Regions from separate parts of the Mus musculus genome. Here all the other regions are linked to region 7. A link is a loop called in an ENCODE intact Hi-C map of the cell type or tissue named here. Cell type or tissue: heart. All regions are shown on one strand.

The links. Hi-C counts contacts between places; a loop is a spot of excess contacts. Peaks named below come from ENCODE experiments on the same cell type or tissue, not always from the same donor. Only the 100,000 strongest peaks of a DNase experiment are listed, where the experiment ranks them.
Region 1: it touches region 7 in a loop (5-fold over the local background); 33 of 42 quality-filtered maps call a loop at or near these places.
Region 2: a loop joins it to region 7, with 3.0 times the contacts of the local background. A loop is called at or near these places in 11 of 42 quality-filtered maps.
Region 3: it touches region 7 in a loop (2.2-fold over the local background); 2 of 42 quality-filtered maps call a loop at or near these places.
Region 4: it touches region 7 in a loop (2.4-fold over the local background); 8 of 42 quality-filtered maps call a loop at or near these places.
Region 5: it touches region 7 in a loop (5-fold over the local background); 3 of 42 quality-filtered maps call a loop at or near these places.
Region 6: it touches region 7 in a loop (4-fold over the local background); 10 of 42 quality-filtered maps call a loop at or near these places.

The regions. Positions count from the first base shown.
Region 1 is chr10:111,471,269-111,475,268 of GRCm38, reverse strand. Nap1l1 (nucleosome assembly protein 1-like 1) reads right to left here and starts at 2,042. Exons shown (of 16, transcript NM_015781.5): 1 at 1,918-2,042. In heart, a CTCF peak has its summit at 2,033; a DNase peak (open chromatin) is centred at 2,128; H3K4me3 peaks cover 2,284 bases; H3K27ac peaks cover 1,744 bases.
Region 2 is chr10:111,956,184-111,960,183 of GRCm38, reverse strand. No RefSeq gene overlaps it. Among named protein-coding and RNA genes, the nearest start is that of Krr1, 15 kb to the left of the region's middle. In heart, a CTCF peak has its summit at 2,254 (motif pointing right); no DNase peak of the experiment used is centred here.
Region 3 is chr10:110,987,565-110,991,564 of GRCm38, reverse strand. All of the region lies in intron 1 of Zdhhc17 (zinc finger, DHHC domain containing 17), which reads left to right. Among named protein-coding and RNA genes, the nearest start is that of Zdhhc17, 21 kb to the left of the region's middle. In heart, CTCF peaks have their summits at 585 (motif pointing left) and 1,664 (motif pointing left); no DNase peak of the experiment used is centred here.
Region 4 is chr10:111,223,317-111,227,316 of GRCm38, reverse strand. Osbpl8 (oxysterol binding protein-like 8) reads right to left here. Exons shown (of 24, transcript NM_175489.3): 3 at 2,609-2,645. Among named protein-coding and RNA genes, the nearest start is that of Gm51266, 40 kb to the right of the region's middle. In heart, a CTCF peak has its summit at 2,215 (motif pointing right); a DNase peak (open chromatin) is centred at 646; H3K27ac peaks cover 156 bases.
Region 5 is chr10:111,162,710-111,166,709 of GRCm38, reverse strand. It overlaps Osbpl8 (oxysterol binding protein-like 8), which reads right to left and starts at 1,908. Exons shown (of 24, transcript NM_175489.3): 1 at 1,514-1,908. In heart, a CTCF peak has its summit at 1,886; DNase peaks (open chromatin) are centred at 1,159, 1,269 and 2,039; H3K4me3 peaks cover 2,735 bases; H3K27ac peaks cover 2,635 bases.
Region 6 is chr10:111,970,611-111,974,610 of GRCm38, reverse strand. It overlaps Krr1 (KRR1, small subunit (SSU) processome component, homolog (yeast)), which reads right to left and starts at 1,916. Exons shown (of 10, transcript NM_178610.4): 1 at 1,737-1,916. The coding sequence starts at 1,818. In heart, no CTCF peak of the experiment used is centred here; a DNase peak (open chromatin) is centred at 1,920; H3K4me3 peaks cover 1,941 bases; H3K27ac peaks cover 806 bases.
Region 7 is chr10:111,296,648-111,300,647 of GRCm38, reverse strand. Osbpl8 (oxysterol binding protein-like 8) reads right to left here. Exons shown (of 24, transcript NM_175489.3): 24 at 3,401-4,000. Bbs10 (Bardet-Biedl syndrome 10 (human)) reads right to left here and starts at 1,969. Exons shown (of 2, transcript NM_027914.1): 1 at 1,741-1,969; 2 at 1-1,435. The coding sequence starts at 1,925. In heart, a CTCF peak has its summit at 1,734 (motif pointing right); a DNase peak (open chromatin) is centred at 2,027; H3K4me3 peaks cover 1,476 bases; H3K27ac peaks cover 1,492 bases.

The DNA.
Region 1 (4,000 bases), 170 kb before region 7:
AACAAAATAATGTATTTTGACATTATCAGATCTTATTTAGCCCCTTTCTTTTATTGGCCTATGTCACCTAAAGCCAATACAAGCAAGCAAATAAGGAAATTAACTATAGAATTTTAGACACACTGGCTCTGCCAAGAGTGTTGTTTTTAATCTCGTGAAAGGGCAAGTCAGGTGCCACAATCAGTATTAAATTGTCAATTATAGGGCCAAAGACCAAAAACAAAAGAACAGGTATTTTTGCAACAGATAAACCTGACAAAACTTTTCTTGATATGTTTTAACTTCTATTTAATAATCTAAATGCTGACATCAGAAGAACATCTATTAAGTCAAGATTTGATGACAGATGTCTAAGTCCCCACTACTGCTAGATTAAATCCCTCCAATCCAGACTTAAAGTAGTTGTACAGTTTAAATCTGGGATAGACACTTCAACCATAAACAAGTCTGAAGATAAGAATTCCAAGACCACTGAAACCTCCCATTTACTGGTAGTTTTAAAATTAAAGGTGCACGCCTTTAATCCCAGCACTTGGGAGGCAGAGGCAGGTGGGTTTCTGAGTTCCAGGCCAGTTTGGTGTACAGAATGAGTTCTAGGACAGCCAGGGCTACACAGAAAAACCCTGTCTGGAAACCACCACCCCCACCCCATCCCGCCCCCCCCAAAAAAATCAAAAAACAAAAAAATGTAAATTTTAGGCACTCCTCTAATCCAAAGTATTCTTTGGATATTAAGTTTGGGAAGGTGTTTTGATGGCGTCTATTTTCAAAAGTGGTAAACTTTATGTTGGCTCTCCTGAAATTAGAGGTGTTGGGAAAGTCTTTAAAACGTTTCTCATTTTGGAATTTAGAGACAGGAGACAGTCTGAAGTAGTTAGCCCTGGAAGATAGCCTGTATGCCTGGTGCATCCTTTTAGTCTGGGAAGCCCTGCCCTCTGGACAGGACCTGTCTCCGCCCTCCCTCCGATGCCACTCCTGAGATCTTTACAGAAATGTGGCGCACTGAGCTTGGTCAGTATATTATTAATGCCTTGTTCCACCCCATGGTCCTTCCACTTCATCCCTAGTGAGAATTCTGGGGGGAGGGAGGGGGTGCTGCCTGAAGGGAAGAACCACGCTGTTGGTCTATTAAACTCGAACCCCACTCCCCACCCCCAACAAGCCAGCCCTTCTTAGTTTTCGTCTCAGAACCATCTGGAGGTTTAAGGAGACTAGGATTAAGTCTCTCCACACAAATATACCCCGGCCACGTTACCCATCGAAGTTCTAACTGTACCTGTGAGACACAAAACAAGATCTTTTGTTAAAAAAAAAAAAAAAAAAAAATAGCTAGGCTGAACGCTTTGCACGTGTTAACCCCTTATAACCCTGGCGGTGGAGGCTGCTCGCCCCTCCATCCTCCCATCCGCTAGCACAGTTCCCTCCAGGAAGACCCAGGGAGCCGGTGAGACCGTGGCGGGACTGGTACTCGTGGCGACCCCTCCTCCTCCTCCAACTCCGACGGAGGTGTCGGGTGGGCCCCGGCAGGGGTCTCCGGCCGCCCGCGGCGCGGTCCCCACGTGCCCCGGCTCCTGCGCGCCGAGGCCGCGCGGCCTGCACAGCCCCTCCCTGCGGGCGGAACTCGCGCGGCCACCGTTCCTTCCATGTCCCCCATCCCCGCGGCCCGCCTCGCCGGGGTTGCCCTCGCGGTGGGCTCCACCGAGGCAGAGGCGGCCGGGCGACCCAGGGCGCCCCGCGGCGTGGCCTCCTCCTCCTCCTCCGCTCTCCCGCGGCCTCGCCGTCCCGCGCGCCCCGCAGCCGCCGGCGCTCCCCGGGGTCCCTCAGGCCGCATGGCCGCTCCGGAGCGCTCACCCCGCGGCCTCAGCCCGACACCTCGCAGGCCCCCGCCACCCGGCCCTCCCGGCCCCCAGCCGTTACCGTTCCAGGAGGCTCGGACGCGGAGCCGGGCGGCGGGAGCTGCGCAGGCAGTGACTCAGGGCGGCGGCAGCGGCGGCGGCGGGAGGAGCAGGAGGCGGCGCCGCGAGCAGATGGCGCTAAAAAAGACCCGAGAGCCCGCCGCTCGCGCTCATATACAATTAGCGTCAGCACGTAGGGCTGCTCCGACGCCCTCCCCCTGGCCTCGGCGTTGCGTAGCAACGGGAGCGGGAGGCGGGCCTGGGCCTTGTTGCCTGGTTACAGAGCCGTCCTTCTTCCCCGGCACCTTAGGCTTCCCGCCTGTGGCGGTCTTGTGCTCGCCATCTCTTCTCCCTTCTACGCTGCGATGGAAATCCCAATCCCACAGCGACGACCCATAGGTCCCGCTCCTGGTTCTCCTTGCCCGCCTGGGTTAGGGACACAGCCTAGTGGCAGGCTTGCAGTATCCTGGCTAGGATTCCCATCCGCATCCAGACCTAATCCCAGCACGCCTCTCCCCTCTCCCCACCCCCTTCTCCTCTGAAACCATTTTCCCACTCTAGCTGAGAACTAACAACTCTTTTCTTGTGACCACCGCGGCAGCGTCTTCGGCTGGTTTTGCTTCTAACTCGGGGCGCCTCTACGCCTTTTAGGGTGTTCCACATCACGTTTACCTGATACACAACCCTTCATCTCTGCTTTAGTTCATTTGATGGAAGTAAAGAGCGTATTTTTGCGTATTACTGCTTTATAATGAAAATAATCAGCATACCAATTTTTCATCTTCCTGAAAAAGTAAATCAACCCTTAAGCTCATGAAATCTTGCAGCTATTTTTCAGTTGACTACAAATCACCTGTTCTGTTAACTATGTTTGGTGCTTTGGGGTTTTGTTTTTTAGGTAGGGCCACAGTGAGGCCCTGCAGGTATCAGATTTTAAATCTTTCAGAGAGTGGCTATGTGCCACAATTTGAGATCGTCAAATCAAACAGCTGTGCTCCAAGTGTGGTCTTTATGGTGGGAGGTTAATCTGTCTATAATACTAAGGCACTGTCTACATTTTACATTCCCATCCTCCCACAAGCCTTCACTGGAGTCTTCCAGACACTACAAGTCGTGAGATAGGGCAACATTGGAAATACAAACAGACAGACAGGAGAATCTGGTTATCTGTTGTGAAATCAGGCATGGAAGAACTTGGCAAAAAGTAGTATGTGCATACAAAAGGCTATGTGCTAGTATTTTAGTGAAAGAATAACTACTCTTTGAGTCCTTTGGATGTAGCTCATTTGGTAAGAGTGCCTGCCTAAGATGCATGAAGGCCCCAGGTTCAAACCACAGCATCACATAGCCCACACATGGCTTCATTTCTGGAGTTGCACCCCTGCAGAGATAGAGGCACAGGGATAAGGAATTTAGGGTCATAGAGAGTTCCAGGTCAGCGCGGAATATTTAAGGCCCTGTAGCAGAAAAAAAAAAAAAATCACTGTTAATTTCCAACAAGATAACTATCAGTATCTGGAATGCACACAAAGGTCTCTGGGGGAAAGTGGAGTGTGGTGTCACACACCAGTTAAGCCAGAACTCTGGAGATAAAGACAGGAGGATTTTCAACTCTACTGCAGCCTGGCTACGTAGTGAGACCCTATCTTAAAGCTAAGCAAAGCTTTTGGACTTGTCAAAGGTTTTTTGGGGGCTTGCTTATTGGTTTGTTTGTTTTTAAAGGAAAGATCCTGGGACATCTATTAGTTTCCCTGAAACTTTAAAATGTCTGTAATTAGCATTAGTCAAGTTGTTCAAGGTCACATGGGAAATCTAGGATCGAATCCAGAACTGTTCAAATGATCACCTCCTTTTGCCAAGTCATGGAATTCACGTTTCGGAAAAAAAAATGTCAAGCCCAGGCCTCCATCATGAAATGAGTTGTGTGGCAGCCAATATCAATACAGCAGCACCTAGGAGAAAAACCTGGGTGTGTCTGTGAGGGCGTCTCTAACTTGTGCTCGTTGAAGTGGGAAGTTCCTCTTTTGGGTTGGTGACATCCATGCATGGGCTGTCTTGAACTGAATAGGAAAGAGAACGCAAGCGGAACACCAACATGAACTGCC
Region 2 (4,000 bases), 660 kb before region 7:
CTCTCTCTGAGGGTCTGTCTGTCAGTCTTCCTGCCCCCCTCACCCTCCCCACTGCTCTTTCTCTCTCTGTCATGTGTATGGTGTACAGACATGAGTATCTAGGTAACAGTGCCTGGATGTAACTGGGACACCCTGAGAGGGAGGAAGGGGAAGATGTGGAACCACAGCTGGATCCCAACATGTATACCACAACAACTCACCAGGCCTCACCACAATGTAGTCTCTCATCACAAAAGCTACTTGATTTCAGGTAAATCAGGGGACATGAAAGGTCACAGTGGCTAGAAGGCAATTTGAATGTGTTTTCCTTTCAATGGTGACTTCTTCTTCTTCTTCTTCTTCCTCTTCTTCTTCTTTCCTTAAGATAAATTTCTTGTTTGGTCAGCATTCACTGGTGATAACAGAACATCTATTACAACTTGTGGGGAAACATGGTTCATTAAGGTCTACCATGGCTGGATAGCTCCTCTGAGCTAGATGCAAACTGGAGGACTCCCTTTACCAGCAAGGCCTCCCCTTGTCTGGGGAGCCAGTCCCACCATACCCTGTGCCTGTGGAAGGTCAAGTAGTCCTTGGCAGACCTACAAGTTCAACTTCCTCCTTCTCCATAAGAACCCGCCTAGCAAGTACTTGGGACTCCTGGAATGCCTCTCCACACAATGAGGACTTTCCAGTACTTTAAACTTCAGCCAATGGAACTTCACCTCAAGAATCCCTTCACATTCTCCATGTTCCTATATATAGCCCTTGTTCACCCCAATGAAGTGTATATGTATAAGCCCGCCCCAAATAAAGGTATGCACACAAGCTAGGATTGTCTAAGAGAGCTGTTTTATTGAAGATTGTTAGAGAAGGTCTTTGTCTAAAAGAGCTGTAACACCAAGATCCTTGGAAAAGCCCTCCCCCACCTCTTTCTGCAGATCCCCACTGGTTCCGGACTCTTCTTCACCCTTCCAGCCCAGTGTGCAGCAATGTCTGGACATCCCAAGACGGAGGAAGTGGAGGACGTGAAACCACAGCTGGACCCCCACATGCATACCAAAACAACTCGCCAGGACTCGCCATTTTTTATACAAGTGCATTAGTATAGTGAATGTACTAGTATAGTGGTTGAAGTTCCTTAGAGACAAAGAGAGAGACTGACGAAGAAAAGGAACCAAAACTCTTGAGTTATTTTACAACCTATAGATGTGATATCCAGTATTACATAAACACATATATGATTATATAGATATACTTGCCAATCTTGCAACGTCTTTTATAGAAAACACTGAAAAATCCCATGCTAACAAGGAGGTAAGTGGTGAGCTCTGCCCTGAAACCTGGCAGAAAATTTGAAAAACAAGATGGAATAAAAGATAATTTTGTAAAATGAAAACAAAAGCAAAAATTGGTAGATTGTGTCATTACTTATGCTTATAACTGTTGGGAGTCAGACCTGGGACAAACAGCTGAGGTGCGTAGTTTACAAACCAACATGAACCTGGCCTCCAGGATCTCCCAGCATCCCTCAGTTCTTACCTGGCACACCCAGCCCTCTACCCTGAACTTTCCAGCCCAGGGGCTGGGCTTCCCCTCCCCAGAAGCTCTTCCCTACATAATCTAGACATTATGGTCTCCATCTTCTTCTCCCTCTGTGCATGCTTTCTCTCTTTCTCTCCCCCCTCCCCTCTGTCGCTCTCCCAATGGCCTAGTTCCTTGGGACTAATGAAGCCTCTTGAGAATGGCTTCCCAATGAACCTGCCTTTATATACTCTAATCTGGCTTGAGTTGGCTCATTTTACTGATGGAGAAGTAACTTATCAATAACATGTTTATGGGCTAAGAAGTGACAAATTACTGATGCTTGATTCAACAGATACCCAATAAACTTTACTTGGCTTGCCTAGTGGTTTGAAATGAATGATACAGAGACAGTGTATCAGTTATCACAATCACCATAAGCCGGTGGTTCCCAACCTTCCTGATGCTGTGACCCTTTAATACAGTTCCGCATGCTGTGGTGACCCCAACCATAACATTACTTATATTGGTACTTTATAACTACAATTTTCCTACTGTTATGAATCATAATGTGAATACCTGTGTCTTCTGATGGGCTTGGAGTCGTGACCCACAGGTTGAGAACCTCCGCCTTGAGGTCAAGCTCCACCTATTTAGACCCCAATTTAAAGGGAAACGAAATCACTATGTTCAGTTCACTTGTCTGTCTCTGTGAGAGGAAGGAGTCTGAGTTTCTCTTTATCACCACCAGGGGGAGCCCTCATGCTCTGTAAATATACCCGAACATAACTGATGTTTCAAAATCACCACTGCTAACTGTGGTGTCTCATCCTGCAGTGAGCACAGGGTTTACAATTAGACCTAGAAACAGCAACAGGTGAGTCCTCTCTCTGTAGCACATCTTACCTTGGGTAACCAGCTACTGCCTGACATCGGTCCACCTCTTACCAGGCATTCTGTATAGTGGGGAGGGGCGGGGGGGTGGGGAGGGGGGGTTGCACAGGAAATTCTCCATCCCTCCAGATCTTAAGCAACATCTCTATTCGGAATGAAACTACAAAATTAACTCTGAAGCCATGGGAATGGCACTCAAAAAGTAAGGTATTGAAAGCATAAGGCAGACAGCAGAGTCCAAAGATAGTTAGGACAAAAATAATCCCCACCACACACTCCCTCGGTGGACTCCAATTGGCTAAGGTCTGAGGATGAAGAATATTCAGACAAGCTGCACATTCCACAGCAGCCAGGCAGCTCATGACGGTCCCTCAGGGGTGATCGCAACAGGCACAGTCTTACCTTTTCTAGCTCTCCAACGAGAACATCTGTGTGATTTAGTTTCCACCCCAGGCTCCCATCTATTTATCACTCCAGGGTACCCAACGTCTCCTCTGAAATGCAATATTTTCCTAGAAATCTCTCTCCTTCTCTGCTCATAGATTCACACACAAGATGGGCTTGAATGCTCCTCAATTGTGGAGAAAGGGGGCAATGAGAAAGTCAGAAACCGAGCAAACGGGAACCTCTAGTCTAGCTCAGTGTTGATTCTTTGTTCAGCCTCTACTGTGACCTCAGTGACAGACAGCCTTGGACATTCTGGTGACTTGAGGAAACAAAAAATACGATCTCTTCCTCGTGTTGGTTAGCATTTAAATATTTTTTAATAAAGGTTTGTTTTAGGGTTTTAGTGCTGTGAACAGATACCATCACCAAGGCAACTCTTATAGGGACAACATTTAATTGGAACTGCCTTACAGGTTCAGAGGTTCAGTCCATTATCATCAAGGTGGGAACATGGCAGCATCCAGGCAGGCATGGTGCAGGCAGAGCTGAGAGTTCTACATCTTCATCTGAAGGCAGCTAGGAGAAGACTGGCGTCCAGGAAGCTAGGGTGTGGGTCTTAAAGCCCACACCGACAATGACACACCTACTCCAACAAGGCCACACCTTCTAATAGTGCCACTCCCTGGGCCAAACATATACAAACCATCACAGTTTTTTGTTTGATTTTGTGAAATTACTATGACTTTATTTGTTGACAATTTCACATGTCTGTATAATATATTCTTGCCACTCTTGTCCCCCCACCCTCTCTTATCTGCCTCTGTCTGCCATCAACCTTCGACAAAGTCCCCATCCTACTTTCATGTCTTTCTGTTCTGGTTTTGTTTCACTTCAGGGCCCACTGGGCTTTACTGTGGCCTGATTAGTATATTTTGAATGATAAGTTCTGTCATTGATTCATTCTGTGAAAATATATCTAACAACAACTTCATCACCCAAACAGCATTAGGCTTTAATATGATTGACATCATTCCTATCTACATGTGGACATGTGGGGAAGAAGAGGCCGAGTCTAAACTAACCTAAACTAAATGGCTGGTGTTAACTAGGCAGATACTAAACTAACCTGAACTAAATGCATAGCGTTAGCTCTTCAGTTCTGTGTTCCACATGGTGGTCACACAGTACAACAGAAACACACTTCGGTGTTCTTCTA
Region 3 (4,000 bases), 310 kb after region 7:
ACCAGGAACTTGCAATCTCCTCCCTCAGTGTCCTGAGTGATGGGATTACAGGACTGATATGGCAACCACACCCTTGGACACTTCTAACCCACCCTGTAGTTTGTGATGTTTGCCACTCGGGAAGTGGCTGATGATAGTAAATATCCTTTCTCCTGTATATCTTCCTTCCTGTATCTTTGGTAAAGTATCTCCTGTCTGCACTAGTTTACTAGGGCTGCTGGGATCAAATAACAGACCAGACGGTTTACTTGTGGAGAGCCCTTCCCCAGTTTGGAGGCTAGAAAACAAAGGTCCAGATTACGTTGTGGACTAGTATGCTCCTTCCTTTGAAATCTTTAGCCTTTAGATGCCTGGTCTCACTGCCTTTTTAAAGGTTATACTTTTTTTTTTTTTAACATTTAGTTTTGTAATAAGTTTTGAGTTGATTTTTATGTAATTTGAGTTTGAAAAATTGGGTTGATTGGGGCTGGAGAGGTGGTTCAGTGGTTAAGAGCACTGACTGATCTTTCCGAGGTCCTGAGTTCAAATCCGAGCAACCACATGGTGGTTCACAGCTATCTATAATGAGATCTGATGCCCTCTTCTGGTGTGTCTGAAGACAGCAACAGTGTATTCACATACATAAAATAAATAATCTTAAAAAAATGGTCTTTTTTTTTTAATTTTAATTTTGCCTATGGATTCCCATTCATCTCCGAAAACTCTTTTTTTGTTTGTTTGTTTGTTTGGTTTTTTTTGTTTGTTTGTTTTGAGACAGGGTTTCTCTGTGTAGCCCTGGCTGGCCTCGAATAAAAACTCTTTTCTTAAATTGCTTTTATATTGTTAAAAATATTTGAGCAAATACATGGGTTTTAATTTTTAGGGTTTGTTTTTGTTTTCTTTTCTGTTTCTGGAGTCTTTTTGTGTCTAAAACTAAGCCAGCCCCATGCGATGCTGGTAACTTTTGTTTTGTAATAGTTCTTAAAATTGACTTTTAGAAGATAACAGGTTTCTTCCTATATCAATTTAGAATAACCTTGTCTGTAGCTACAAAGAATCTTGAGGGATTTTGATAGAAATTGCACTAAACAGACACACACATATATAAATTTGAGGAGAATGGCATCTTTATGATGGATATTCTAGTTAATAAATACAGTATGTAGGTCAGTTTATCCAGATTTTGATTTCTGTCATTGGCATTTGACATATGATGCTGCATATGACAGCTACACAGACTCCTGGGCTTTGCTTGCCCACCAATTCGTGGCCTCACCACACCATTTCTATCAGTGAGGAAACAAGTCTCTCTCCAGTTTTGAAACCAAACCAAACACTATTATTTTCCTTAGGTCTCCTTTCTGTTCTGGCTTCTGCTCTTATTAGTAACAAAACTTCCCTAGAAGAGTTGTAGGTGTTCCATGTTCTGTCCATCCTTTCTTAAGCCATCTCCTGTCAAGCATGCATCCTCACTTTGTCAAGATAATCTGACCTCCTGCTGCTAAGTCCCCAGGCCAGTTTGACAAGCTTTCTTTGTTTTGCTGTAGGGAAATAGTAACTGAAGTGTGTGAAGGTTTGGTGTTTTCAGGTCTCCAGAGCAAGAAGTCTGATAAATCTAAGCTCAGTGGGAGGAAAACATTTGTATTGTTAGTGAAGGTATAAAGTGGTACTGCCACCTGGAGGGCAGTTTCATAATAAAGTTCAAGAAACCAAGCCATTTTATCTGTAAGTAGGTGCTTACCTGAGTTGAAAAAATCTAACCAGCACAGTATCAAAAAGAATAAACGGGCAGTATTTTTGTGTGATTTATTGGTGCAGTGAAATACATTTACCATCGAGTGAAGGAGAGCCATGTATCTCAGTGCTGATTATTCTCAGAGTGACAGTGCTTACCCTGGATGCCCTGTGTAGAGTAGGTGTTGGTACCGCTTTCTCTGAGCGTTTTTTTTTCCCCCCTGGATCACACTGCTAAGCATGGGACTGACAAGGGTTCTTGTATTTAAGGACAGAGGTTGAACTTGCCCGAAGTAGATATCATCTACCCCACAACTCTTTATGACCTCTACCCTGCCCAATATAGAGACAATTTAACGAGAGAAGATTCTTTGAAGAATTTAAAGCGATTATCTCTCAACTTACCCAGTAGTATTCTTGCTAAACTTGGGCTGTGCAACCAAATGAGGACAGGAGACTAGGTCAAGAAAGGGGCGCAACTGAACACTGTGGCTGGAGCCTGTACTACCAGCAGCATTTGGGAAGCAGCTCAAGGTTCACAAGTTTGAAGCCAGGTTGGGCTGGTTAGTGAGACATTTTCTCAGTGTTCAAAAGAGCTTAACTAAAGTTTGTTCAAGGAGAGGGAGTAGACGTCCGAACTCTCAGGATGTCCCAGTTGAGAAAGCAAGTACTTGAATATCTCCATAGGTATTCATGACAATGGTTTTGGATTTCTGATCCAGTAGCCTAAGACAAAAATTTGTGTTGCTTTAAGCCACTAGGTTTGTTACAAAAGAGATGGTGAAGTAACATAATTCTTTCACACAATGCCTGATGATTTGTTTGCATAGAAAGGGAGCTCAGGTAGGAGGGGAGCTAGCTGAGTGTCTCAGAGAGCTAAAGTGATGCTCAGATTGTGAACTGGAGGATTTAAAGGCCTAAGCCTGAGGACATCTTCTAAGTAGGATGACTAACATGAGCTAAGGTATAAGACAGCAAGGATTTTGGAGGACACAGCTTACAGATGTGTAGTGTGGGTAGAGGAGAATGGTAGATACTAAAGTCGAAGAAAAAAGTAAACAGGTCATGGAAGATTCTGTAACGTTGCTGAGTGTGCTCATTTCCGTGCTAAGCCTGATCATAGGAAGAGAGTAGTAGAGGCAGAGGCATGGATGGACTGAGGTGCTGAGGGGGTACAGAGCAAGGCCAGCAGGGGTTCCTCTAGAGAAAAGCAGTTCGGGAGCTAAGCTAGTCTAAGGTAGTCTGCCTCAATACCTGCAGCAAGCAATCCGACCCCACACAATCCTTGATTAGAATCAGTCTGGTAAAGTGTTTACTATAGGTAATTTGGTAATTTTTGCTAGTACTTGGGCATGAAAATGAGAAAACAGTACCACCTACTTTTAGGAAATTTAGATTGTTCTTTAGACTGTTCAAAGAGATATTCTTATATTGATACTCATATGTACATAAGAAGTTATTGCTTATATAAGAATAAGAAAGTTTTCTTATATAAGAAATCTGTGAACATAAATTAGCAAAGCCATATATTAGTTATAACCACCTTTTAAAAATAAAGATGATTTCTAGAGATCGATCTGTGTGGTACTTTACAAAATACATAGCTCTCGTGACTATACTCCTTAGGATACACAGGTTCTGCTGAAGTCTCAGCTCTGAAATGTTGACAGCTCAAGGGTTACTGGTTCATGATCCATGCACGCTTTAGGGTAAGCAGGGGCTACTTTTGGACCCAGAATTACTATTTTACTCTTGAGAGCATTGCCAGTGTCTATGACCCAAAGAAAGCGAGAGGCATATATTTGTTGTTCATATTCAGTTAAAAATAGGGATCTCTCACTTACACACACTTGGCCAGGGTCGTAGAATCTATGTGCTTGAGACATGGGAGTATTTGGTCAATAGCACTAATGATTGCAGTTGTATTTAAATCTAAACATCAAAACCAGAGAAGCCCAGGAGAAGATTGTGTGTGACTGTTAGTTGTAGAATGTCAGAAATACATTGACGCCACAAATCAGTGCTACTAGAAAGGGGCAGCTGTCTTTAAGTAAGAAGATGGGTACTATCTAGTCTTGCATATACAACTCTAACTCAAACATGTTAAGTGAATCGCAGGACTCCAGGAAAGTTCTTCTCCTCCCAGGTATGGGGACAGGACATTTTCAAAAATTGTACAGTAGGCAAATACTTAATTTAAGTAATTAATTTTCTTTTTGTAGATAGGTATTCTATGTAGCCCTTCCTGGCTGTCCTAAAACTGACTCTGTGGACCAGACTGGCCTCA
Region 4 (4,000 bases), 73 kb after region 7:
AAAATTTAAAAACAAATCCTTACCCCTTCTCAAGCAAAAAAAAAAATCAAAAAATAAAAGATTAAAAAACCCACAACATAGTCATCATGTCTAGGGAGAGCCACAAGCTAGAGAAAAGGAAGCGATTACAGCATGTTTGTGCATTTCGTTAGTACACACAGGCATGTGTTTAAGTAACTCCACTACATACACAGGAAAACAGTTCTGCCCACCTTTCCGTCCCAGTGTTTACGTGCTTCTCCAAAGAAGAGCCCAAAGTGGAGAGACCTCATGTGCTCCTGCCGGTCTGGCATTACAGGCCTGTGTCTCCATGCCCAGCTCTCAAGCAACCTCTTTTTCAGACTGCTTTACAGTAAGACAGAGAGCCCATCTTCCTGTGTGTTTTGTCTCAACTAGTTCATAAACATTTCTCTTCATAACACAAATTAGTAGTGCCCTACAGGAAGTCTATAACAGTGCAATATCTGAACAGAGCTTAAAAAGTACAATGACTTTGTTGTTGTGTGTTTACACTGGCACAACTGATAACTATTTGCTAAATAAGTGAAAAGCTATTTGGCAAAGGAATCATTGTGGCAGCACAGCTTCTTAACAAGTGACTCACCTGCCAATGGTGACACTACAGTGCCCCCTGCTGGCTCCACTTATAGTGCATGCAGCTGCTGGGCAGCTTCTCCCACTGAACAGCAAGCACACTGGCATAACATAACAGTTGCTAACAGTTACTGTGCCAGGTAACCGATCACCCTCCCTACACCCTCAGCAACTCGTCAAACTTTAAAGGCGTTTGCAACTTCTGGCATTTCTCTTCTGCTGCATGGAAGCTAACATAAGATACCTAGGTAATCTGCAAGTCCGCCTGACTGCCCTGAAGATTTGAGCCTTTCTTATATAAAATTAAGGTACTAGTAAGATTTAGTGATATCTGTAAGGCGTTTTAAGATTTAAAAATATTCTTGGAATAATAAAAAATGTGTACAAAGAGATTTATGTTCTTCTACTTTTGTTTTCCACTACCTGGTAATATTGCGTGTAATATGTATCATATTGTAAGAACGAACTGCTGTGAGTTAAAAGAAATAGTGTATTACTTTAAATTAGCTTTCTATAAAAAATTAAATATTCTTTCTAATTTATTTGAGAGAAAAAACTAACACAGACCAAAGATATATATACACAGATATACATATATATTAATTATAGAAATTATGGCTTTGTTACGTGACCATGTAACCACATTCATGTCACCATTTGCCCTCTCTTTAGAACAGCACCTGAAACCTCATTATGAAGAACTTTTGCCATTATCTTGCTCATTCCCTTTCTTTGAATCCCCCCCAAATGAGGCCCAGAGCACAGAGATGGCTTGCAACAGTGAGGTGACTACTAAATATAAATACAAACTTTGAAATTAGTTTCAAATGTGTCTGTCATTCAATAAAAATCAAAACCTCTGTTCAATTTATGATGGAATAAAATTGTAATTACTCTGTTAGGCTTTGCTCTCAGTGCTTAGCATAGTACTAGCAGTCCTCAGTGGACCGTGCTTCTGCAGAGCCGAGCTTCAGGCTTACCCTGGAGGATCAGGGTTTAATGAACTGATCTCGGAAGCACTGTTCAGTTCAGTGCTGCTATGATTTCTAATGTCAGCTGCTCCCGTCACTGTCTAAATGGACTAAAACCATCTGAGGTGGCATGTTTTATTTGCTGTGCTTATTCAAAAGCCACCACAATGTCCATCCCTATCCAGAAAACAACAACAAAACCAGCAAAATCTGTTACAGTAAATTGAATATAATTTATCTTAAAGGGTTTCTAGATCTCTAAAATAAAACATGCTTTCATAAAAAGCTCCAAAATACAAACAAAAATGACAATCCAATTACTCTATTAAAATTCTATAAATGAAAACACTTTCTCAGTTTCAAAAGGCAGTAAATAGGTCCCTTTTTTTAAGAAGGAGGTCTTACTAAATATTGAATTAGCTTCTAACTTAGTGGTTTCTCAACTTTCCTAATGCTTCCAAAATACAGTTTCTCGTGTTGTGGTGACACTGGCCATAAAATTATTTTTTCTTTTTAAACCTATTTTTTTAAAAAAGATTTATTTATTTGTTTGTTTGTTTGTTTATTTATTTATTTATTTATTTATTTATTTATTTATTTATATGAGTACATCGTTCCTGTCTTCAGATACACCAGAAGAGGGCATCAGATGGTTGTGAGCCACCATGTGGTTGCTGGGAACTGAACTCAGGCCCTCTGGAAGAGCAGTTAGGGCTCTTAACCTCTGAGCCATCTCTCCAGCCCCCATAAAATTATTTTCATTGCTACTTCATGAGTGTAATCTTGCTACTGTCCTGAATCTTATGTAAAGCTCTTGCTTTCCGGAGCGTGAAGGGGTGGTCTGGCCCTGCAGGGTGCAAGCCACTGCTCTGGATGACTGTGATTAGGTACAGACTCTGTGGCTCACACAGATCATAGCAGCAGGTGAACACTGGTCACTGAGCATCTCACAAGCAAAACTGAAACACTATTTTTCATTTGTAAGTAACACCAACAATATTATTGCGTCCTTAAAACATGACATTCCAACGTTAGCTACTTACTTGATGGCCCAAGGACATCTTTGCTATCACCAAGAAGCTTTTAAGGCAGAGGAATTGAGCAGCAAACACACACAATCCAAACCAGGGAGAAGCAAACACCGGACGGACGGAAGCAGCAGCAAGACAAAAGGACAAGAAGAACAGCGTTAGTCTGTGAGTAGGAGGCACGTGCACAGTAGTTTCAATCATCATAATTTATAAGGCATTTCCTTCTATATACCCAAAACAAAACCAAAACAAAACAAAATAACACTTAAACCTTGGCTTAGGTGATACCAGATATTTGCTTAAACTTGGGGAAGTGAAGCTACGAAGAGACAGCAGAATCACCAAAGCACGCTGCTTTACAATTACTCTAAGCAAACGTTTCTCCTGATTACAGTTCAAGAGAGGGCTAAGCAGCAGGAAGGACCATTCAGAAATCTAAGCTCACTCGTGGTTACTTACCCTTTTAAATGGAAAGCTTTACAAGTACCTAACACTCAATCACTAGTAAGCATTAGTTATACACACCATTAGAGCACTCTACAGAGATTTAGTGTTAGAATATTATAAGTCAAGCAAGATATAGGTTCTACAAAGACATCGATAAAATAGATCATTTTTAAACCAATGGCAAAAATAAAAAGAGAAACAGTTGTCAGACAAATAACCCCAGGATAAATTTTAAGTCAGACATAATTTTCTTAGGACTGACTAAAGACAAGCATAATTTACAGCTACTAATCCTTTAGGAAGTCAAAAGCACATCCCATGCTGCCCACCCCAACACGACCTCATTAAGTATCCTAGGCTGACTTCAAACCCACAGTCCTCCTCCTTCAATCGCCTATGTTCTACCACGCCAAGTGGAAGACTCAGTTCTTTAATGAAGAACTTAAACTGACAACAGAAAAATAGCTGCAGACCTCTGTTTAGAAACTCTTTTAACTGACAGCATAACTTGGGCTCCCTTAGTAGGCACAGAGCTCTCAGGTAGCCAGCACCTCACAAACCAAACCTAAACCTCCCCCTGATTGGCCGGTTTCCGAGCACAGAGGTAAATACAATGGGACAAAACAAGGCGAGGGAGCCTTTGCTGCAGGCTTCTGTCATCTCCTTGGAGAAACTTCCCTAGCCTGGTAGCTGTTGAGCAGCTATGGATATCATATTCTGGTCTCCGTTTATTTTTCTTCAGATGCTAAGCCATGCCTATTCTTCTATGAACAGATTTGCGTTTCACAGACAGAGCTCCGCTAACAATGAACTCATGTGCTCAGGTCCTCCTTACAGACAGCAGGCTTGACGGAGGAGATTAAAAGGGGTCAGAGATTAAAGTGTGTGTGAGTCAGAACTGGAGAGATGGCTCGGCTAGAGAGAGCACGTGCTGCTCTTCCAGAGGACCCACACTGG
Region 5 (4,000 bases), 130 kb after region 7:
ATGTCCAGGTTTAATTAAACAGCATTTCTAGGCACCTCTGTGATCTCTGGGGCTCAAACTGTTCACATGGAATTTGACCGCAACAACGTAATCTCCATAATTAAAGAGCTTTAGGAAGGTCTTAAATTTCATCTATCCCCTTTGCTAACACTTTGAACAAGCACACTGCAGTCATTCTTGCTACCAAAAGACAGAGTACATACTTGCTACCCAAAAGAAAGAGCAACATGTTAGAAATTAGTTGGTCTTTTAATAGAGTGCATTTTAAATTGCATGGCCTTTCCCTTCCTTTTATAAAACCTGTTTTTATAAAACCAGCATTTTAATAATCTCACTGCAAAACAGGTTCTAGCAAGCACAGCAACTGATCCCAGTCTCTCGGCATGATCAAATTTAGATGAAACCCCAGGGGAAGAGAGAGCGTAACAAGCAATTTACCTATACCTCAATTGTTCTCTGGAATTCTTCAAGAGGCAAAAACTATTTTAAATGGTTATCTTGAAAGACCTTTAATTGCACTAATTTGGGGCTGCACTAATTTGAGGTTGTTTACAGTGAAATTACTTTGAAGAATTCCCTGCTAACCCAAGGTATTCTAATACTACTGTTACTTAAGTCTTCCAGCAGCAAAAAGGCACAAACTTCATTAAGTTATTGAAAGCAGATATGCTATCGTCAGATAAGTGTTCCCATCTGTTTAGAGACGAACCCAAGTTAACTTATTTCAGACGGCATTTAGTTAAAATGAAATTAGGTTATGTTTCACGACGCAGATGTCGCTCACAAAGAAGTGTTAAATGACTTTAGTGAATGGAAAATCTGCATCTACTGTTGCTTCGCATCAGCCGGTCTTGAGTGGGTTGCTCAATGAAGCAAAAGCATGCTCCATATGAAACTCCCTGGAACCTGATTACACTCTCCACAGCTTAGCCGCAAACAAAACGTAAAAAAAAAAAAAAAAAAAGTGCAACGAAGACACCGCCTTTTCTCCAGTGTGGCAAGAAGGCCAACGGAGCTGAGGTTTAAGGAACACCGCGACAGTCTCTGCAAAGGCGGGTGCGGTCCGCCTGCGAGCGGCACAACCTCTTCAGGGGCTGTCACAGGAAAACCCCAAGCCTTGCCTTAACCGCCCGGGGCGACAAAGCGCCAGGTTTTCACCCCCTGCGCGGGGGGCTTCCGGCGAGCCCCGGCGTCGCCCTGTCAAACTTCGGGAGGGGCAGACACACTCGGGACCCGGAACGCCGCCGAGCCGCCCCCGCCCCCATCCCAGGTCCCCACTGGGCTTTGTACCGCTGCAGACGCACCTACCGCGGGCCCCAAAAAACACGCCACCCCCGCCAGCCCTGCCAATCTCCCTCTCAGAAGGGACAAAGGAGAGGCAGGAGGGGAACTCGCGGCGCGGGGTACCCACGAGTGCCCACAGCCCGAGCTCAGAACGTAGGACTGAGGGACTACAGTCACCCCAAAAGGCACGACTCCGCTGCTCCCCAACACCGGGCTGAGCGCCACTCACCGATGCGGAGCCCCAGAGGAGGCGGCCCGCAGGGAGCAGGCTTCCGTGGGATCACAGGGACGCCGGAGTCCGGGGCCTTAGTGTCCGGTGGGACCCCCCCTCCTCAACTTCTCTCGGCTGCGGTCGCCCGCGGGAACTGAGAGCCAGCCCGGACGGAGAGCACAGGCGAGCCGCGGCGGGGGCTCGGCCCGGAGCGGCGAGCGAACTCGGGCTCCTCCGCCCGCGGGCCAGGGCGGAACCTCTTCCTTCTCTACCGCTACCGCTCTCGGCGGTGGCCGAGTCGAACGCCGCTGCCGCCCCGGCTGCCGCTGCCGCTGCCGCTGCCGCTACCACCGCCGCCCAGCTGGGAGCGCGTCGCAGCAGAATGCTGTCATCCGCCCTGACACCGCCTTTCTGGGCGCCGCGAGCCGCCACCAGCCTTCACATCCCAAGGCCCGCCCCTCTCGCAGCCCCGCCCCCAGCCCGGGCCTGGGCCACGCCCCCTTCCCGTCACGTGACGCCGCAAGGAGGCGGTCCCCGGGTAGCTTCTGCTGGGCGGGCGCGCAGAGGCAGCTGCTGGCAGCTCGTGGTGATGGCGAGCTGTCATGTCACCTCCCCTCCGCTCCCCTCCCCGCCCTCGAGGTTCCCTCTCAGGAAGCCCTGGGGTGGAGGGCCGGCTACCCGCAGGTCTCTGAAGTGCTCGCTGGGCAGGACCCGCCTCCCGACCTCTGGCCGGGCCCACAGAGGAGGCTGCCAGGAGAAATTGGGGCTTGAGAAGCAGCCAGGAGTCCCTGCTGCCTAAGTTCCAATGACACGTTCACTGTGGTGTCTCATTAGCTGTTGGCCTCACAGGAGGTTTGAGATGTAGACTTCAGTCACGCTGGGATGAAAATAGCCTAGCAGGCTTTCTTGTTATTGTTCCTAGTCATGTTCAGAATCCTGGGTGCCAGCTTTTACAGTCATGAAGTTTTACAGTGAGGTTGGTGACGGTTTTAGCGACGTGGCAAGTTGATAGTACCTCTCAATTTGAACAGAAAGCCTAATTTAACTCTTCGGATTTTGTTGTTGTTGTTGTTGTTTTGTACCTCAACTCTTGGCTTTTTTTGTTTTTTGTTTTTTTAACCATGACCCCAGAAATCCCTCCCCATCCTGTGGAGAGGAAAGGGGCAGAACTCATCACTGGAAGAAAGCCAGTTACAATACAGAAGAAGAGAAAAGCGACCTAACAGTGCAGAAGGAGGAATGAGCTGCCTCTAACAAGGCCATTCTCTACGATAAAAATTCAATTCCTTATTCCTTTATCCTTCTACTCTGGAACCAAGAATTTTTTTTTTAACTTTACACAATTTCCATTACATTTCTTGACAGGAAATCAGATGACATTCTGATCGTTTGGATACTTAAGTAGGCCATAGGATTCTGCCTGTTACTGATGTATTTCATAGCAGCTCTAAAAAATTTGCAGACGTGGCCATTTTGTTGCCCAAAGAAAGAGCAATTTACTGCTCAGTTAAATAATGCCAGGCCGCTGATCTTTAAAACACATCTTGATGCAGCTATGTTAACATTTGAAAAACAATTAGATTTTGTCATGAAGGACTGTTCCAATGAGGGAAAGATTCTGCCACATTCTTCTGTTAAGAAACCTAAGAAATTATATTTGTATTTTACATAAACATAAGGGAAGTTTATTGTTTTCTTGTTTTGTTTGTTTTTCTTGCTTGATTGTTTTGTTTTGTTTTGTTTTTCAAAGAGACAGGGTTTCTCTGTGTAACCCTAGATGTCCTGGAACTCCTTCTGTAGGCTATGCTGGTCTCAAACTCACAGAGAGCTGCCTGGCTCTCTCCTTTCTGAGTGCTGAGGCAGTGCAAGGCAGGAAACATTGTTATGTGATGGCGGTAACGTTCCAGTTTATCAGCAGATTGAAATGTCACTTATCTGAAGCAATGCTGTTTTTTTCAGACTAACAAAAGCCAATGTCATTTTTTAATGAATTGGGTTTTAATGAGATATAATCTAAAAGATAAGAATGCATAATATCTAAACCAAGCAATAATCAGTTCGTGGGAGGCTGGAGAGATGAGGCAGTCAAGAGTACCTGTTCTTGCAGGTCCTGGTTTCTATTCCCAGCACCCATGTGCTGGCTGGTGGGTCCAGGAAATCCCACCTCTTCTGACCCCCTCAGGCACAGGGCATGCACATGCAAGCAAAACACCCGTACACATAAAATAAATCTTTTTTAAAAGTTACCTTGTGAGTAGCTGGCCATAACAGCCCATCTCTGTAGAGTTTAAGACCAGACTGTTCTTTCTACATAGCAAGTTCAGGACTACATAGACTCCTAGAGAGACCCTGTATTTAAAAACAAATAATCAGGGTAAAAGTATGTCCCTTGTTGTTATTTAAATTGTATTTCTTACTGTGACCTGCAGTTAAATATATTTAAACAATTTTCCTAGAATATTAGATAACAAGAAAAATATACCTTCTTGGCTGTTTGGCTGTTTC
Region 6 (4,000 bases), 670 kb before region 7:
TTAGCCACAGGTAAGAAAATGTACTTTCTACTTCCACTCACTCTGCCACTTCTGGTTCAAACTCCTGACAATGGGTCCTCATAAACCACTCATTCTCCAATACCTTCTTTTTAAAAACTGCAAACTAAAATCCTATAAAAACTGGGAACATGGGCGGTTGTGGCACACGCCTCTAATCCCAGCACTTGGGAGGCAGAGGCAGGTGGATTTCTGAGTTCGAGGCCAGCCTGGTCTACAAAGTGAGTTCCAGGACAGCCAGGGCTACACAGAGAAACCCTGTCTCGAAAAACAAAAAAAAAAAAAAAACAAAAACAAAAACAAAACAAAACAAAACAAAACAAAAAGCAAGCAAGCAAACTCAGGCCCAGGGTTAAACCTTCCTAAGACAGAATGTGTGAACCCTAGTAGAGGAAAGGGAAGGGAACTAAGGCCACTTAGGACCAAGAATATCACTTGCTTATTAGGTTAGGGTGAAAGTCTAGCTATATAAGTACATCCAGGACCTCAAAATCAAAACACAACAACAACAAAAAAAATCACTGTAAATTTAGATCGATGAGCAATCTCAACTATTAGAGTTGTGCTGGCCCAGTTTCCCCTCCATGGTTGACTATACCCTCACGCTTTGAACGTAAACAAACCTTTCCTAAAACAGAAAAAAACCTGGCACAGCTCCTTCCGGTAGCATTAGCATAACTTGAAGATACCCTGCAATTGAGTTTCCAATCCTAAATTCCTACAGAGACCCTGAGGCATTACCAGAAGACATGCACAAAGGTGCTTACAAGAGCAAGCTGAAGGCAGAGCTCAAATGTCCGCCAACGACGGAATTTAAATATTACACAGCATCGTAAAGAATCAGAAGCTAAAGACACAGACAACATACATAGAGTACACAGCTCCATTCATTCTCCTATGATTCAAAAGGAGACAAAAATCGAAGCGTTTTGTTAAAAATCATAATAGCTGTAGATAGGTGACAGAAAGCTCGAACGAATTACTCCGGGTACCAGAAAGGAAGCTATATAGCATCTGTGATTGGCACATGGATAACTTGAGGAAGATGGTCTACTCATCCTGTCAATTCCTCAAGCGTTGGTTTGAAGCTTTTACCGGTGTCTATAGTCCCTGCCGTATTTTACGTACTTAGTTTTTAAAAGAAAAAAATTTTTCTTTTTAAATTGAAGGTAGGTAAAAACCAAACTCTCATCAAAACGGAAAGAAGCAATCAAACTAGAGCAGCCAAAAATCAAACTAGGGGTTAGAGCTAAAGACTGAGAGCTGTGTCATTTAGCAACTTAATAATCAGATAAAAGTTCTGACAAAACTTCCCATTGAGCTCCGTCCCCACCTTTCCCCGTCCGCCTCCCTCATCACCATCGGCGCTCGCAGGACACGAAGATTCTCCCACCTGATCCTGATCCGCATCCTCTCAACCTCCCCTCCCCAAAGCTCAAGGCAGAACTGCCGCGCCTTCCACAATCTCTGAGTCCTCACACTTTTACCGGGGACAGAAGGCGCATCGGGTACACTTGCCAGGGACGGTCGCTGGCAAAAACACTGCGTTAGCTGCACGTGGCCGGCGCAGCCATCAACACCCGCAACCCTCGGCTACCCCGGCTACCGCAGGCACTGCACAGCCTAAAAGAGGCTCAACCCAAGTGCGCGGCCAAAGAAAGAGACAAAGATGCTTCGAGATCCGCCAGCTCCGGGCTTCGGGTCTCGCACTGCCTCACCTTGGGTCTCACGCTTCTGTTTCTGCGGCTGAGAGTCACGTTTTTGAGCTTCTTTGGCAGGCGCCTCCGCAGAAGTTGCCATCGCAAAACTGCTTCCGGCGGCCCCGGAAGTGGAACTGTTCTTTAAGATCCCGCCGGCTACAATGTGTAAAAGGCAAAACGAGTTCCGGATAATCCCTATGAGACCTGCGTGGTCTCTGCTCTGACGAACAGGAAGCCGATGGGGCGGGGACGGGGGGGAGCGTGACACTTCCTTCCCAGGATGCATTGCAACCTCGGTGTTGCACGCTGGGAATGGTAGTTTTCTTGTATCAAGCTCTAAATTGTAGCTACTTGTATAGCCCTGTGGGAACTTCTTTTTTGAGAGGGGAAGGGAAGGAAAGGGAGAGAAAGGGAGCGAAGGAGAGGAGAGAGAAGAGAGGTGGGTGAGGGTGAGGGAGAGAAGGGAGGGGAAATTATTAAAATTCTTATTTGAGGGGGATTAGAAATCTAATGAAAATGGCGAATTGTATCAAAAATCTACCCAAACTTTGCTACCACTCTTTAGCCCATTTGAAAACCTACCATGAGTTTTGCATTTTAAATCTCTCAACTTCCAGATTGGTTTTAAAAGACTTTTCTGTTCTATTTTTATTTATTTGTTTGCTTGCTTGTTTTGTTTATTTTGGGTTTATGAATCGAGGCCACTGTGTATCCTTCACTAGCCTGGAACATGCTATGTAGACCTGGCTGGCCTCAACGTCATAGTGATCTTCCTGCTTATGACTCCAGAATCTGGGATTAAAGGTGTGTACCACCACACCGGTCTTCAGCATTCAAATGTTTGGGGTTTTTTGGTGGGGGCTGGAGGGAGCTATTACCAAAACTTTATTGTTTATTATTCTTACATCATAGCTTTAAAAGGCTTAGAATATAGTCAGTAAAAACAGCAAAAAAATATTAGCACAAAAATATATTCACTAAATTAGATGCTAAGATGTGAAGAGATGTAACCAGGGTCTGAAAACACACTAGGACCTCTCCTTCTGGACCATGCTCTCCCCAACCTCCAGGAAATATTTAATAAGCACATGGGTCAATAAGCCAGATAAAGGAAAGAGGAGTACCCGCATATGCCTAGTAAAACTGAGAACAATACTTCAGGTGCTTAGATCGGTGGTTTTCAACCTGTGGATTGTGACTCCTTAGAGGGTCAAACTACCTTTCACAGGGGTCGTCTAAGACCATCAGAACGCACATGTATATAGACATTATAATTCATAACAGTAGCAAAGTTGGACGTAATAACGAAATGATTTTGTGGTTCAGGGATCACAGAAACATGCAGAACTATACTGAAGAGTTGCAGCATTAGGAAGGTTGGTAACCACTGGATTCGACTATGTTTTGAACAAATTTTAAGGGAAATTCTCTGTATGCAAACTGATGCCTCATAATGGTGCACCCATTCCAGTCTCTTTGAGAATCAAATGTAGTTAGTATTATGTTTGAATGGTTATGAGCTTCGAGCTTCTTTCAAAGAGTGCTTTTCACACATGGGTGTGTGGGTCTGGGTTCCTTTCACTGGAAAGAGGCTGTTGGCCTCACTTCAACTTCTTCCAAGCCCTTGTTATTTTTTTTAAGTTGACAGCATAATAGTATTTCAATAAATACTAAAAAGTCTTCTAAAATCAAGATGAGAAGATGGGAAATTCAACACAACTATCAGGTTGGGGGGCACCCACATGTTCTGAATAAATTTCATCTAGATTTTAATGAGTCTGTTACTCATTGATCATAAAGTATTTAAATCAATAATTTAAAAGGGAAGAGGCTATGGGACTTTATTGTAATTTGTTGTGCTGTGTTCGGTTGATATCCCTGGGAGGCTTTTCATTTGTTTGTTTTAAGAGAAACAGAGGAGGAGTGGATCTGGGGAAGAAGAGAGAGGGGACTAGGAGGGGTGGAGGTAGGGGAAACTGGTTGGAATATAATGTATGTAAAGAATGAAAATAAAAGGTAAAATGCTCTGCTGACTACAGTAGTCAACAGTCCCAGTACTTGACAGGTTGAGGCAGGAGGAGTGCCTCAAATCTGAGGCCAACCTGATCTACATAATGACCTTCAGCTCAGCCTGTTTCAAAAACACCAAACAAGCACTCATAGGAAGCCAATGTCTTAAGAAATCACTTAACAAAATTAAAGGATATAAAATCTGAGAAAATATTTGCAACACACTGATTTGACTAGTACTACTGGTTTGAAAAGGAAAACAGGCCGGGCAG
Region 7 (4,000 bases):
TGCTGTAGGATTTCCAGTGGAATGATTCTCAATTGACAGGTCACAGTTATCAATTATCCCGCTTCTTTCTGGAGGCAAGCACTTCAGCATTTCATCTGTTTGGGATGGAGCTATTGGTGTCTTCTTGTGTGCTGACCACGGCTTACCTGCTCTCAATTCTGTATCTGAAGCCCCCAAACCTGAATATACTTCTAAATGTGTTTGAGTTTCCAATTTATTTTTGCTCTTTGCTACTATGTCCTGATACTTATCAGTTTCTGGTGAGTGATTACGCTCTCTGCTATTGTCATAAGCAAGAGGACTTGGGTTACATTGCTGTTTGGTTTGTATGATGTAATTTAGATCAAGGTCAGTAAATAGCTGCCGAAGCATCTTAAATGCTCCGTGAAAAGCTCTCTCATGCTGTTCAACAAGACCCAGAACCGGTCCACAGAGGACCATAGAGTGAGGTATAAATGCACATGTGCTAATCAAGCCGAGATGAACATACCTCTTGGATCTAAGGATGAGGGGCTTGCAAAACTTCACCAAAGTACTATCAGAAATTTCACACTGTGAAGCAACCTCTGGTAGGACACAAGGAGAAAGACCAGTGATCCTCTGGACAAGGGAAACTTCTTCGGCTGATAAACACTCCACCACTGATATGCTATTAAGTCTTGCACAGTAAATAACCAGGTCTGGTTGCTTCACACTGGTCAGGAGCAGTTTTACATTCTGACCACGCAAGTGGTTCATTACTGTTTTTGTCCTGTCCGTGATCCAGCACTGAGATGCCTGAAACTGTGTTTCTGAATTGAGAACAAACTCCGAGCCAGCCGATGAAAACTGAGGCTGGAGGATTTCTGTTACTATCACCATCCTAATGTCACCATCTGCTGGGCAGTACATAGAAAAGTCCCTGGGAAGCACAAGGCCATCTATGATTCTAGAATCTGAAACAGGAAGGCCTGTCACGCCAACATTCAACTCTGCAAAACAGTGATCCAACAACTCAAATACTTCAACCCCACTTTCACAAGCCATACACTTGAAAACGTAGTCACACATCAACTGTGAAATGAATCTGTGATTGTTTCTTCCCACTCTTCCACAAAAGTATGCTTCCAGGAGCAACTCTAGCGAGTGCCTGCACAGTTTTCTTCCTTCAGTGGATGAAGAAAAGACAGACAGGTAGTGCCTGCTTAAACTCCGGTCTACAATACAACCTAGGGTTTGTGTCTGAAACGTTTGCAGAGCCTGGGAAATAGATTTCCACTGACAACAGTTTTTCCAATGCCTTTCATGGCTCTGAATATTTTCAGAAGTGAATGAATCTTTTCCTTTTTCTCCGATTGCATGAAGTCCTCTGAGTAAATGGCAAAGAAAAATAATAAATGTCTTAGCACCATCTCCTGTCTTTTTAAGGTGACTGGAAACACACGCCACTATCATCCTGTATAGGAAGGGAAAAAAATAACTCAGATTTTCTGGGTTAAATCCACATTTTCATAGCTATAAGGCACACAGATTGTCCTTTTGACATATAGGCTTTGCTTTACTTTTCCTTTAACTACTTCATTCAGGGATGGGGAAAGAGTAAGAAGTGTTCTGTGCACGTGATGAGGTTTGGGGCTCGGGACTAGTAGTTTGGGCAGCTCTCTGATGTCTACACTGGTTTTATCCAGGTCCACGGCCTCAGGATGGGATGGGAGATTGAGGGAGATGCGCGCCTAGTGGAGGGCAGGAGAAGTGAGGTACCTGGCTAAGGGATGCTCTAAGTGCAGCGCCTCCAGGAGGCAGCCTCCATCCCTGCTAAGCAGCACCTCGCCGGTGGGCTTCGTACACAACACTTGGCCGCCCTCGGGCCCCACGCAGCGGTTCGCGATGCTCTCCAGCACCTCGGCCACCCGCAAAGCCGCCGTCACCGACCCCTGGGACGCCATGGGTAAGGAACCACGGGTAACGCTTCCGTTAGGTCAGGCCCGCAGAAGGGCGGAAACGGAAGAGGCGGGGAAAACGGCGGAAGAGCAGTAGCTTTGGCATCGATTGGCGGAAGAGCTCTATGCCCCTCGGTGGGGTGGAGCCCCGCCAGCGGTGGGCGGAGACTCGAGTGGTCCTGGGACGTCCTTACTTTCCTGGTTCACGTCCCGCGGGCCTCCCTGGCCACTGCAACCGCTAGGTCTCTGCAGGGAAGGGCTCGGGCTCGGGGGCGTGATTACCGCCCCATCTCGAGCTTACTTCTCTAGTGCCCCTGCCGTGTAGTTTGCTCTCCTTGCCTTCAAGCAAACGGTTTTAGAATGCAGGGCAGGCGGAGAGAGCTTGGGCATAGCCATTTCTAGGCTCGTGGCTTCCGCTGGGGTGTGCTACCTTGTGTGTGTTCAGGTATGGACGAAACCCCACCTAGTTAAACCACTTGAGCAGAAGTAGATGTTTGCCTTTTATTCACATCGATGATCAATTGTATTTGTCATTTGTACTGTATACCATCCCAAAGCAGAAATGTTTCACCCAGTAAAACACAAAGGCTTTAGGGAGCGCACGAGCGCTGGATTCATAGCTAAAGGGCTTCTTTCAGCCAGAGACCATCTGTCTCTGCTTTCCTCATTTAAAACAAACAAGTTGGTAAAACAAAACAAAACAAACAAAACCAAAAAAACCTTTAAAGTTCCGAGGTGGATAAGTTAGTTTTTGTACTGTTTCTAACTCGAAGTACAGCCAAGTATTTGTCATTTACTCACAAAATTCTCATGGTGGATCATTACCCAGGCTGTCATACCCACAAGAAATGAATGCAGAACAAAGCTGTCAATGTTAGCAGGAAAGTGATCTTGTAGATAGATATTCAATGACGTTTAACACTGACAGCAGTGTCCTTACCCCACACGGGCAAGAGGATTCTGAGGGACAAGTTAGAATGAGGTGAAAGGAAGACAAAATCATGAGTAAAGCCTTCCTGAGGTTTCCTCAATAACTCAGTAGTAAACGACCGGGAGGAGAACAGCATTTCAGTGTCTAATGATACTGCTTCAGTGTTTTTTCTTGGTTGCATTCATCACTGGACATTATCTTTAGACTGAAATAGTGGGATATTTCAAACATTTAAACAGTACAATCAAGTGCACTGTGTAGTCGTGATTCAGGAGGCTTTTACCTGAGAAAGACAGACCGCCTTTATTCTTACTGTGTAGTTTTTGGGGTCATTTAGATATGCTGAGCCTCATCTTTAATGTATAAAATATGTATAAACTCCACTTATTTTAAAAGAATATAAAGTATCAAGTAAAACATATATTAGAGATTGTCAAAATTCCTGTCAAGCCTGTACCCATCTTTTTCACACACACAATAAAAAATAAGAGGATTAATTTAGTACATTATGCATTAATACATTATATCAAGAGTCACTGGATCACAGATTGCTCTTTTAAAAAAGTTTATTTAGAATACCTACTTGTAGAAGTTAACATAATTTTACAGATCATTAGAAAAATTCTTTTCTCTCTGCAAACATGACAGGTTAGGAATAATAGATTAGAAATGTATACATTACAAAACCGCCTGTGACTATCTATACATTTACTATGCACCTTAAGAGAATTCTACAGTGTGCTGTATTTACACTGCAGGTGAGAACACACTTACATCCTATCATACAAAACTGACCAATGCTAGTGCTTGACTTTATAAACCCATTAACTGAAGTACTTAAAATTAAATCTATATTTAACATGCCAAAAGTGGAAATAAATTCAACTGAGGTTCTGTGGCTCATCATTCAAATGGTTCATGACATTTTTTCAAATAAAGATTATCAATATTAGCCGGGTGTGGTGGCACACACCTTTAATCCCAGCACTCGGGAGGCAGAGGCAGGCGGATTTCTGAGTTCAAGGCCAGCCTGGTCTACAGAATGAGTTCCAGGACAGCCAGGGCTACACAGAGAAACCCTGTCTCGAAAAAAACAAAAAACAAAACAAAACAAAAAAAAAAGAACATCAATATTATGATATTAAAATAA